Regions from separate parts of the Homo sapiens genome. Here region 2 is linked to region 1. Evidence: read pairs that join two places in POLR2A ChIA-PET (ENCODE). Cell type or tissue: B cell. All regions are shown on one strand. Links, peaks and the distances in the headings refer to the core of each region. The heading gives the core; the rest is flanking DNA.

Region 1 (6,056 bases), core at 1,231-5,230:
TGACATTATAAAATGTGGAAAGTCTAAGTCAGGAGAGTAGCAGGGCATATGTGTTTTAGAAAGGTCACTCTGGCTGCTGTGTCAGGAATGGTTGGAAGGGGAGCAGAACTATATGCAATGAGAACTATATGCAATGAGACTAGTTAGGAAATTATATCATCCAGGCTAAAGGAGTGGTAGTTGTGGGGATAAAAAGTAGGTAGATTGGGAAAATATAAATTGAAGTGTTCAGTAATCAATTGAATCAATGTGGGTGGCGAGGAAACAAGATAAATTCAGGTTGGCTGCTAGGTTTCTGGCATGGGAAATAGGGCATACTTTCTATGTGCTACAACAGATGATAGTATTTCCTCTATCATAGTGATCATTATTACATCATATTTTCATTGTTATGAGTGGGCAGGGATCATATTTTTTTGTTTTGTTTTAAGACAGAGTCTCGCTCCGTCACCCAGGCTGGAGCGCAGTGGCATGATCTTAGCTCACTGCAACCTCCGTCTCCTGGGTTCAAGCAATTCTCCTACCCCAGCCTCCCAAGTAGCTGGGAGTACAGACACCTGCCGCCATGCCCAGCTGATTTTTGTATTTTTATTAGAGATGGGGGTTTCACCACATTGGCCAGGCTGGTCTTGAACTCCTGACCTCAGGTGATCTGCCTGCCTCAGCCTCCCAAAGTGCTGGGATTGAGCTGGATGTGAGCCACTGCACCCGGCCCCATATTTACCATCTTAATTGACAATGCCTAGCACATAGTTCCTGCCCGGCATATATGGTAGTAAACATTCAATAAATATTTATTAAATTATTTTATTTATTTATTTTGAGACAGGGTCTCACTCTGTCGCCTAGGCTGGAGTGCAGTAGCACTATCACGCATCACTGCAGCCTCAACTTCCCAGGTTCAATAGATACTCCCACCTCAGCCTCCCGAGCAGCTGGGACTACAAGGCACACACTGCCATACCTGGCTAACTAAAAAAAATTTTTGGCCAGGCGCGGTGGCTCACGCCTGTAATCCCAGGACTTTGGGAGGCCGAGGCGGGTGGATCACGAGGTCAGGAGACCGAGACCATCCTGGCTAACACAGTGAAACCCCGTCTGTATTAAAAATACAAAAAATTAGCTGGACATGGTGGCGGGCACCTGTAGTCCCAGCTGCTCAGGAGAATGAGGCAGGAGAATGGCATGAACCTGGGAGGCGGAGGTTGCAGTGAGCCGAGATCACGCCACTGCACTCCAGTCTGGGCGACAGAGCAAGACTCCGACTCAAAAAAAAAAAAAATTTTTTTTGTAGAGGCAGGATCTCACTATGTTGCACCTCAAGCTCCTAGGCTCAAGTGATATTCTGCCTTGGCCTCCCAAAGTGCTGGGATTATAGGTGTGAGCTACTGTACCAGGCCAATATTTATTGATTTCATATTAAACTAAATAGTGGTATTGGGAGAGAAACAGGTTTGTGATAAGTTCAGTTTGGTTCATACTGAGTTTGTCGTACCTGTGAAATACTCAAGTGGATTTTCTGGTGGACAGTGGATTAGATGGGAGCCCCAGAGAAAGATCTGGACTTGAGATACAGTCCTTAGCAGCACATGGAAATCATTTGAGCTGGGGAGAGAATAAGACCACCCAGGGAGGGTATGCAGAAAGCACAGGGCACAGGATCTCAGATAGGCTTCTGTGGTTTAAGGAACAGGCAGAGGAAGGTCATTTCTCATGCCACAGACAAGGAACTGCCAGAAAGGTAAGAGGGATACCAGCAGAGTGTTTGTAGGAGAGAAAGGTCAATTGTGTTGCCTGCTACTGAGATGTCAAGCAACATAAGGATTGCATAAGGACTGCAGGATGCTCAGGCAAGGTCGGGGGTGACTCTATTGAGGAGTGACTTTGAAAAGGTGGCGGAGTGAGGGGACAGGAAATGGAGATCCCCTCTACAGTGTAGGCAACTCAAGAAGTTCGACTGTAAAAAGAAAGAGAGAGGCTGGACTCGGTGGCTTACGCCTGTAATCCCAGCACTTTGGGAGGCTGAGGTGGGCAGATCACGAGGTCAGGAGTTCGAGACCAGCCTGGCCAACATAGTGAAACCCTGTCTGTACTAAAAATACAAAAAAAAATAGCGGGCATAGTGGCAGGCGCCTCTAATCCCAGCTACTTAGGAGGCTGAGGCAGGAGAATCACTTAAACCTGGAAAGCGGAGGTTGCAGTGAGCAGAGATTGTGCCACCGCACTCCAGCCCAGGCAACAGTGCAAGACTCTGTCTCAAAAAAAAAAGAGAAGAAGAAAGAGAGAGAGACATATATATGGTGGTACCTGGAAAGCCCAGTAAGGGGAGGTTTGTCTAAAGATGGGAGAGACTTGGATATGTTTAAAAGTGAATGCGACGAAGCTAACAAAAACAAGCTAAAGTATAGGAGAGAGAGTTTCAGAGAAGGCAAAAAAAGGGTGGATTCAAGCACTGAACACCAAATGAATAAATAAGTGAATAAATGGGTGAAATTAGTCACTATTTTGGAAGTGGGAAGGAAGAGTTGAGGGGTAGGATTCTCCATGTGTTGAAGTGAAGTAAACTAGGAAGATCACTGAGGCAGAAGCCCAGTACTAGCCACCCAGCCCTCAGGGGAAGAGAGCTGGCTCTCTGATATCACCAGTGGGGAGGGTCATTCGCTCCTTAACCCACCTCTCCAAACCCAAACAGAAAGCCTCACATTGTGCAGTGGAGAAGCTGAGAGAAGAGGAAAAGAGGAGTGGCCAGGTAAGGCAGAAGCAGAAGTGTGGGTTTTAAAGTGCTGGTAATCCAGGGAAGGTCACTTCCCACCTTCCACCAAGGAGAAGCTGGCATCAGTCCCCTATCTACCTGTCATAGCGTCTTGCATTACTTGTCCATTGTTCCTGATTCAATTGTAATTATTAAGTTTATTGTGTCATTAGTTAAGGTCTGTCTCTCCTTAAGCTCCAAAAGGGCTCATTCCCTTCTCTCATCTCCAGTGCCTGACACTGCTCCTTGCACGCAGGAGGCACTCAATCAATCCTTGATAAAAGCATAAATGAGGCCGGGCGCAGTGGCTCACACCTGTAATCCCAGCACTTTGGGAGGCTGAGGCGGGTGAATCACCTGAGGTCAGGAGTTCTAGACCAGCCTGGCCAACATGGTGAAACCCTGTCTCTACTAAAAATAAAAAAACTAGCCAGGTGTGGTGACAGGCACCTGTAATCCCAGCTACTCGGGGGACTGAGACAGGAGAATCACTTGAACCCGGGGGGCGGAAGTTGCAGTGACCCGAGATCTCGCCATCACACTCCAGCCTGGGGGACAAGAACGAGACTTCGTCTCAAAAAAAAAAAAGCATGAATGAACCCACACACTAAAGTAGCTCCTGCCTCAAGAGGCTTGTGTGTACAGGACAGTATCAAGGCTTCTCAGCTCCCAAAATCGTGTCCTGGATTGGGAGGGTGGTGATATTTCAACTCTGAATCCCTCTGTGTTTCTCCCACTTTGTCTTTCTCTCTGATTTGGTCTTGGTATTTATTTGGCTTTCTGTTTCTCTGTCACCATGTCTCTCTGAGTCTGCACAGGAAGCACGCAGCTATGGTCTGAGGTGACTGGTAACGGAAACATTGATGCTTGCATAAATTTAATAAAGAATAACACACATTTTTGTCTTTGTCATTAACCTTGTGTCTCCCTGTTTCTGTCTTGAACCTGATTCTTTCTTCTTATCTCCTTCCTGTGTCCACCTCAAGACTCCCACCACTACCCAGGACCAACTCCTGCTCCTGAATCTTCTGATGGGCCCCACAAGGTACTTGGAGGAAAACTACTGGCCTAGGTCATCTCCTCTAATTTCCTGCCTTGCTGGCCATGCAGCCCTGCTGACCACATCCTCTCTCATGTTACTTACATACTTCCTCACCAGACACCACCAGGAGTTCTCAGCCCCCAAAACCTGTCACCGATCCTCACCAGGCTGTTTGCTCTACCCTCTCCCCCAACTCAAGGGCTCCCGTCCTCACCTCCCTGCAACACTGCTCCTAGAACCATGTCTGTCTACCTGGAGACAGCCAGGCCTATTCCCTTCTGGGTCTCCAGTGTCCCTTTTTCTCACAGGTGACAGTGCTGGCTACAATGCTATCCAGCCGGTGGTGGCCAAGTTCCTGGGGGATCCTAGGGCTGGGCCCCCGAAGCCCTCCTCGGGGATCCCAGCTCTGTGCCCTCTATGCCTTTACTTATACTGGGGCAGATGGCCAGCAGGTGTCTCTGGCTGAAGGGGATAGGTTCCTACTGCTTCGAAAGACCAACTCCGACTGGTGGTTGGCAAGACGCCTAGAAGCTCCCTCCACCTCTCGACCCATCTTCGTCCCAGCAGCCTATATGATAGAGGAATCCATCCCTTCCCAGAGTCCAACTACCGTCATCCCCGGCCAATTGCTCTGGACTCCTGGTGAGTAAGCGCTAAGCCCTCTCCCTTCACCTTCCTACCTCCCATCACCTTCCTACCTCCCTGGCTTCTGGGAATTTTGGGGAGGTCCCCCTCCCTCAAGCTTCTGCTAACCATCTTCTCTTGTTTTTCTTTGATCAGCCTACCTCTTGCCCCCGCCATGGCATCCTCATCCCACTGCCTGTCCTCCTAGTCCTAAGGCTTCTAGGTCTCATGCCATTTTCCACATCCTCCCTCTGCCCTTCTTGTCTTCCCTGTGAGTTCCCAAGATGAGGGACCCAGTTACAACAACACCTCTGATCACCTGCCACCCACCCTCCCCTTTTCTGTTTCCAGGGCCGAAGTTGTTTCATGGTTCCCTGGAGGAGTTGTCTCAGGCCCTCCCAAGCAGGGCTCAGGCTAGCTCGGAGCAGCCTCCTCCACTTCCCCGCAAAATGTGTAGGAGCGTCAGCACTGACAATCTGAGCCCCAGCCTTCTGAAGCCTTTCCAGGAAGGACCAAGCGGAAGATCCCTCTCCCAGGAAGACTTGCCGTCAGAAGCCAGTGCCAGCACAGTGAGTCACAGCTCTTCTGAGCTGGGCCCTGTTCTAGGCACAGGACAGACAGCACCTCTGTCTTCAGGGGACTCCCCTGGGGATGACAAACACAAAAACAAATAAATAAGATAACGCTTGGTACTACTGATAAGTCTAAAGGCAAGTTAATGTGGTGGAGAGTGGCTGAGGTGGTGCGGGGAGACATCTGTGAGGTCACGGCATTCAGTTGACTCTGAGCAAGGAGGAGAAAGAGGCAGCCGAGAGGCAAACTGGGTAGGAGGTGAGAAGGGACAGTAGGTACCAAAGGCCCTGAGGGGACAGGGCACAGGGCGCAGTGGAGGCACTGAAAGGCCAGCCCTGTGCTCTTCCTTCCTCCAGACTCCTAGCCCAGGGCAGGGTTTTTCTGTGTTCTGCTTGCCTGATAGGCTACAGCAGGTCTCCTCTAGAGATGTGACTTGCCCAGCCCTTCCCTCTCTTTCTTAACCGTGGGTGGAAAGGGGCTCCTCTTCCCTTCTGTAGACCCTTCTCTGTCTTCTTTTACCTTGCAGGATGTGAGGGTGGGGCACCCCCTTCAACATTCCCCCCACCCCACAAAAAGCCTGTTCCCCTTTCCTGTGGCCCTGAGGTGGGGGTGGGGTGGGGGAGGCGGGAAGTTGGCAACAGGAAGTGAGGAGAAGAGCAAAGAAAACTGTGAGAGAGAGAATTTTTAAAAAGCAGCTGGGGCCTGAGGTTTCTCCCCCAGTACCCTGGGTCACCTCAGCCCAGAGCTGGCGGTGAGAAGACAATGGGGGAGGGAGCAGGAGGTGGGAAGGCCAAGAGAAGCATGGGAAGGGCAACAGGCAGAATGACCACCTCCTTCTTCCCCCTTTTCTGGCAGGCAGGCCCCCAGCCCCTCATGTCAGAGCCCCCTGTGTACTGTAACCTGGTGGACCTTCGCCGCTGTCCTCGGTCCCCACCCCCAGGCCCTGCATGCCCCCTGCTGCAGAGGCTGGATGCCTGGGAGCAGCACCTGGACCCCAACTCTGGACGCTGCTTCTACATAAATTCACTGACTGGCTGCAAGTCCTGGAAGCCCCCGCGCCGCAGT
Region 2 (6,056 bases), core at 627-4,626, 220 kb after region 1:
AAAATTATGGCCAGGTGCGGAGGCTCACGCCTGTAATCCCAACACTTTGGGAGGCCAAGACGGGCAGATCACCTGAGGTCAGGAGTTCAAGACCAGCCTGGCAAACATGGTGAAACCCCACTTCTATTAAAAATACAAAAATTAGCTGGGCATGGTGGCGTGCATCTGTAATCCCAGCTACTTGGGAGGCTGAGGCACAAGAAATGCTTGAACCCGGGAGACGGAGCTTGCAGTGAGCCGAGATCGCGCCACTGCACTCCAGCCTGGGCGACAAAGCGAGACTCCATCTCAAAAAAAAAAAAAAACAAGCCAAGAGTGGTGACGCACCCAGTAGTAACAGCTGCTCAGGAGTCTGAGGGGAACAATCGCTTGAGCCTGGGAGGCTGAGGCTGTAAGGAGCTGGCATCGTGCCATTGCACTCCAGCCTGGATGGACCCAGATAGGGAGTGGGACCCTGTCTCTAGGGGGAAAAAAAAAGAAATGACATTGGTTGCCTCAGCCCTGAAAAGCTATGTCTCTGCATTCTTAGTTTTCTTTGTTTTTCTTTTTTCTTTTTCTTTTCTTTTCTTTTCTTTTTTTCTTTTTTTTGTTTTCTGAATCTAGCACTATACTCACATGCCTTTGGGTCATGAAATGAAGACACAGAAGACCTGTGTCTTCTGTACTTATCCTTCATATAGACAGCATTTCTTTTCTCTTGGGAGGGTGAGGGAAGTTGATAAAACGCTTTTTAACTTAGAGCTTAGATTTGTTTAGCAGCTTTTGTTGTGTGCTCACATACATTGTAACATTTTAATTCTCACCATAACTTTGTGAGGAGGAAATTTAAAACTCAAAGAAATTAAATGACTTGCCTAAAGTCACAATCCTCTAACTTGAATTTGGGTCTTTTGACTTTCCGCATCCCATACTGAGTCTTCAACACATTTTCAACACTTTTTTTTACTCAATTTCTTTCTCTCCAGTGGAAAATAAATGGACATCATGTTACACAGCTAAGGGCCCTCTTTGGAGAGGCCAGCCATTCCAAGTTAATAAGTTTATGCCATGCAGCCTTTCACTGCCTTTGCCAAGAATTCCCCTAACACGCAAGTACAGCTGCCCTTGTTTGTATCCCTTTCACCCTACCCTCAAATAGCAATACACTGCAGTTAAAGAAACTTTAGGGGACTGTGTGCAGTGGTACACACCTGTAATCCCAGCACTTTGGGAGGCCAAGGCAGGAGAATTTCTTGAAGCCAGGAGTTCGAGACAAGCATGGGCAACAAAGCAAGACCCTATCTCTACAAAAAATTTAAAAATTAGTTGGGCATGGTGGCATGTGCTTTTAGTTCGTCCCAGCTACTTGAGAGGCTGAGGCAGGAGGATCACTTGAGCCCAGGTGTTTGAGGCTGCAGTGATCTATGATGGTGCCACTGCATCATGGTGATGTCACCCTGTCATCATGGAGAGCAAGACCCTGTCTCAAAAAAAAAAAAAAAAAATCTGGAAGGAAGTCTTTTGTTTTTTCTTTTCTTTTCTTTTCTTTTTTTTGAGACAGAGTCTTGCTCTGTCACCCAGGATGGAGTGCAGTGGTGCAATCTCGGCTCACTGCAACCTCCACCTCCCAGGTTCAAGCAGTTCTCCTCCCTCAGCCTCCTGAGTAGCTGGGACTACAGGCGCCTGCCACCATGCCTGGCTAATTTTTGTATTTTTTTTTTTTTTTTTTTTTAGTAGAGGCAGGGTTTCATCATGTTGGCCAGGCTGTTCTTGAACTCCTGACCTCAGGTGATCCGCCCGCCTCGGCCTCCCAAAGTGCTAGGATTACAGGTGTTGAGCCAGCTTCCCAGCCCAGCTGGGAAGGAAGTCTTTTTTTTTTTTTTTGAGACAGAGTCTCTCTCTGTCGCCCAGGCTGGAGTGCAGTGGCGTGATCTCGGCTCACTGCAGCCTCTGCCTCCCAGGTTCAAGCAATTCTCCTGCCTCAGCCTCCCAAGTAGCTGGGATTACAGGCACATGCCGCCACAGCTGGCTAATTTTTAAATTTTTAGTAGAGACGGCGTTCACCATGTTGGCCAGGATGGGCCTGATCTCCTGACCTCATGATCTGCCCACCTCGGCAGGAAGTCTTAATTTAGCCTCCAACCATCTCCTTTCCACTCTATCGTGGGAATGTCAGAGTGCCCTCTTCTGGTGAGAGGGAGATATTTTGTCAATTTTCCCTATTTAGAAATGGAATATTTTCACTTGAAGATTTTTTGTACGTCACTATGTTGGATGCTGTGGAGTAGATTCCAGAATTAATCTTACTCATTAGACATGATCAGTTCTTACCTTTAAGGAGCAATGACTTCCAGGCCAGGCATGGTGTCTCATGCCTGTAATCCCATCACTTTGGAAGGCCAAGGAGGGTGGATCACTTGAGGCCAGGAGTTCGAGACCAGCCAGCCTGGCCAACATGGCAAAACCCCATCTCTACTAAAAATACAAAAATTAGCTGGGCATGGGGGTGCACATCTGTAATCCCAGCTACTTGGAAGGCTGAGGCATGAGAATTGCTTGAACCCAGGAGGCAGAGGTTGCAGTGAGCCGAGATTGCGCCACTGCACTCCAGCCTGGGCAACATAGCGAGACTGTCTCAAAACAAAAAAAAAGGAGCAATGACTTCCGCCTTCATACAGGCTGAGGTTTTTAATTCAAAAGTCCTTAACTTTTATTATGTTATTGGTCTCTCTGGCTGTTTCTCCTAGTGTCTGCCAGGGGCACTTGGCCTTAAAATTTCCAGTGGGGTATAGATATTGCAGAAACCAGCTCCAAGAAGCACTGTAGCCTATGGTGGTGCTGGGTACTGCGGGGCATTTTTTCTCCTGCATGTACATGTAGGTATACTTGTATGTGCATTTTTGTGTGTATCCTTTGTGGCATGTCCTTATATCTATTGGGTCACTGTGGTTACATCTATTCATCTTCAAATGCAAGATCTTTGAACCATAAACAAATCAAGTGAAAAGAATTTTTCATTACCTACTCTGTCATACTAGGTTAATTTAAGTAAACTAAAACAACAGTTCTGGAAGTTGGCAACACTAGAAATCTGGACCAGGGTTAGAAGAAAGAGATAATTAATGTAGGCTTCCCACGTCAAAAGAAATGGAGAATCCCTCTTTATCGTCTGTTTTCCTTGCTTCTTTGGAATTTTCTCAGTTTTATCTCCTTTGTTCTTAGTTACCCTGGTTGATCCTAGGCTTCTGACTGACCCCTTGTACTTTTCCTAGATAGTGGTATCTTGTGTTCTACCCATATCATGTAAAATACTGTATTCACCATATCGATCTTATAGGTCTTTAATCCCTGTTTGTGGAAATCTAAGAGGAGGTGGAAAAAGGGAAACAAGTGCTTCTTGTGCCTCGTTTACCCTATACTGAAAAGATAGACAGCAGGCATAACCCACAAGGGCCCCTCTGTCACCTTCAGAGGACAGTTGCCTGCCCTTCTCTCATGTAGCAACATGGTCACTTTTCCAAAAATAAAGGCAGGGATTAGGATTAGCTGTTCCTGGAACAACTGTTCTGGTTTATTAATACATTTTTGTAGTTGCCCTGTTTACCCCCAGGCCTGAACTTTAATTCCTTCACTATAGTATGAGACATAACTCTAACCCCAGGAAAGACTTCTCCCATTAAAATGATGGTTGCAGGTCCCTTGAGGTTTCTACAGGGGTGCTTGTCTGGGGAAGATGCACACAGACATGAAATGGCAGTGATACCTATACAGAGACTCCCAACTCACAGTGACACAGCAGCATGGACAGAGTGAAATGCATACAGAAATAGCCTCTCACATATTTACTGGCTCATTGTTTAGCTGAGGGGTTTCCAAAGCTGAGACTGCTCTTTCGTCTTCCATTTAGTGAAGATATCCTACTCCCCCACCAAAAAAAGGAAAAATACCAAGATATTATTGGATTCTATCTTTTAATTTGGGAAAGATGCCTGTGGATTTTATTTCTCCAAACAATTCCTTTCCATAGATGTGATTTCTGGTGGTAAGAAGCCTATCAGTCTTCTACCTCAGTGATTTAAAAAAACAAAAAAACAAAAATGAAAAACAATTCTGCCAGACATAAATGTCATCTGTTTGTATTTATGCGGTTTGCTGTGCCCAATCGACCTTTCTGCCCAGGTTTAATGATGCCACTTAAAAAGCCATTCACACGTCCCCTCTCCTTTCAGAGCTTTCAAGCTGAAATTGATTTCCTTATTCAACCCCCCCTCCCACTTCCCACTGGCTGCCAACCCATGCTCCTTCCCCCAACCTGATTATATGGAAGTGCTGTCACTGGGCAGAGGGTTTTTTTTTTTTTTTTTTTTTGCCACGTCTATTAAGAAGTAGTGACAGTTCAGCTGCTAACAGATGCCACCTGCTTTGGGCTCGAGGAAGAGAAGCATAAAAATCAGCTCATCAGTGGAGTAGTGCTCTGTGTTCTCAGCTAAGTGAAGGAACAATGCTTCAGGCCAGCAGGGGAGGACTCAGTGTGGGGAGGAGCTCAGGACAGAGGCTGCAACTAAAAACCCTGGCTTTGTTTTTGTTGGGAGCAGAGATAATAATATGAGGACTTTGTTTTCTTTCCCTCTCCCTGTGACCTCCCTAATAGCTCCTTATGACTACCTGCTGGTATTAGAGCTTCCACTGCCTTGCTTATGCTTATTTCTACACACTCACCCCCTTCTCCACCTTTCCTGGCCCAGGGCATTAGGCTCAGATTATGAGCTGCTTTCTAGAAAAACAATAGATTTAATTATTCTTACATTGGACCCTCAGGTAGCAATGAGGTATTTGAATACCTTCTAGAAAAACAATAGATTTAATTATTTTTACATTAGACTCTCAAGTAGCAATGAGGTATTTGAATAAGGTCAATTGCAATTTTGTTGGTAGAGGATGTTGAAGCAGGTGAGCGATTCTTAGGATGGGGAAATAAAATACCCAGCAAAACTACAGTAAGGGGAGAGTTGTTAAATGCATGACACTCCACAACTGTGCAGTTTTCCTATGGCCCTACTACAACCTATGCCCATGAATACTCTGTCCACCTTGGCAGGAGATGGGGATATCTGAGCCTGTTGCACTGAGTATTTGTGCTCTCTGACTGGATGAACCCTAGAGGGTCAGGGGTACAAATGGTCTGGGGAATATGATATGACAGATGCTGTCTCCTGAGCTTCTCTTAGACCTCCCACCATTTCTTTTCCTTTCTTTTGACTGATACTACCTGAGAAAAACAATCACGCTCACTTCCCAGCATGACTGGTGCCCAGGGCAGAGGCTGCAACATTTCCCGTCATAGGAAGCAATTTGATGACAGCAGCAGTGGCAGCCCTGGAGCATCGAGCCATGAAAACAGCAGCATTGCAGCAGGTTTTCAAGCTAGTAACCCCAAATTTCCCATTTCTCCACCACCACCCACGTGTGAACTCAGCCTCAACAGGAATATAGCCTGGGAGGTCAGGAATAAACCCTCACTCTAGACAATCCCTTGCGGGGAAGCAGAGCTCCAGCCCATCCCTCCCAGCAGGGACTGTCCATCAAACTGCTTGACCCTGACTCTTTACCTTGCTTTTCACCATGAAGATTTAGGTCTTAATGTTCCTCCTTATTAAGGCTTTCCCTTCTCCCACCCTGTGGGAGGATGAGTCTATCCATGGTTGCCAGTGCCAAAACCTCAAAGTCGCATTCAGTCAGTCACCTGAACCTGTCAGTGTAACCTTCAGAGGGTCTGACTTTCACTCCATTCCTGCTGGCATTGCCCTAATTTCAAATCTCTTCATTCTGTTTCAGCAGGCTTTTTTTTTTTTTTTTTTTTTTGAGGCAGGGTCTCATTCTGTCACCCAGTCTGGAGTGCAATGGCATAATCACGGCTCACTGCAGCCTCGACCTCCCAGGCTCAAGTGATCCTCTCACCTCAGCCTCCTGAGCTGCTGAGACTACAGGTGCTTGCCACCATGCCCAGCTCATTTTTGTATTTTCTGTAGAGATGGGGTTTCACCATGTTTCCCAGGCTACTCTTGAACTCCTGGGCT

What was found. ChIA-PET counts read pairs that join two places held together with the same protein. Peaks named below come from ENCODE experiments on the same cell type or tissue, not always from the same donor. Only the 100,000 strongest peaks of a DNase experiment are listed, where the experiment ranks them.
Region 2: POLR2A ChIA-PET joins it to region 1 with 5 read pairs; 6 of 35 experiments call an interaction of 5 or more read pairs at or near these places.

What each region holds. Positions count from the first base shown.
Region 1 is chr12:57,477,471-57,483,526 of GRCh38, reverse strand. It overlaps ARHGAP9 (Rho GTPase activating protein 9), which reads left to right and starts at 3,661. Exons shown (of 18, transcript NM_032496.4): 1 at 3,661-3,797; 2 at 4,103-4,436; 3 at 4,770-4,987; 4 at 5,847-6,056. The coding sequence starts at 4,121. RefSeq lists enhancers at 3,248-3,337, 3,508-3,557, 5,078-5,127, 5,488-5,687. In B cell, for the core only: no CTCF peak of the experiment used is centred there; DNase peaks (open chromatin) are centred at 2,955 and 3,536; H3K4me3 peaks cover 2,227 bases; H3K27ac peaks cover 4,000 bases.
Region 2 is chr12:57,260,049-57,266,104 of GRCh38, reverse strand. All of the region lies in intron 19 of R3HDM2 (R3H domain containing 2), which reads left to right. Among named protein-coding and RNA genes, the nearest start is that of STAC3, 12 kb to the right of the region's middle. RefSeq lists an enhancer at 2,025-2,319. In B cell, for the core only: a CTCF peak has its summit at 2,168 (motif pointing left); a DNase peak (open chromatin) is centred at 2,144; H3K27ac peaks cover 661 bases.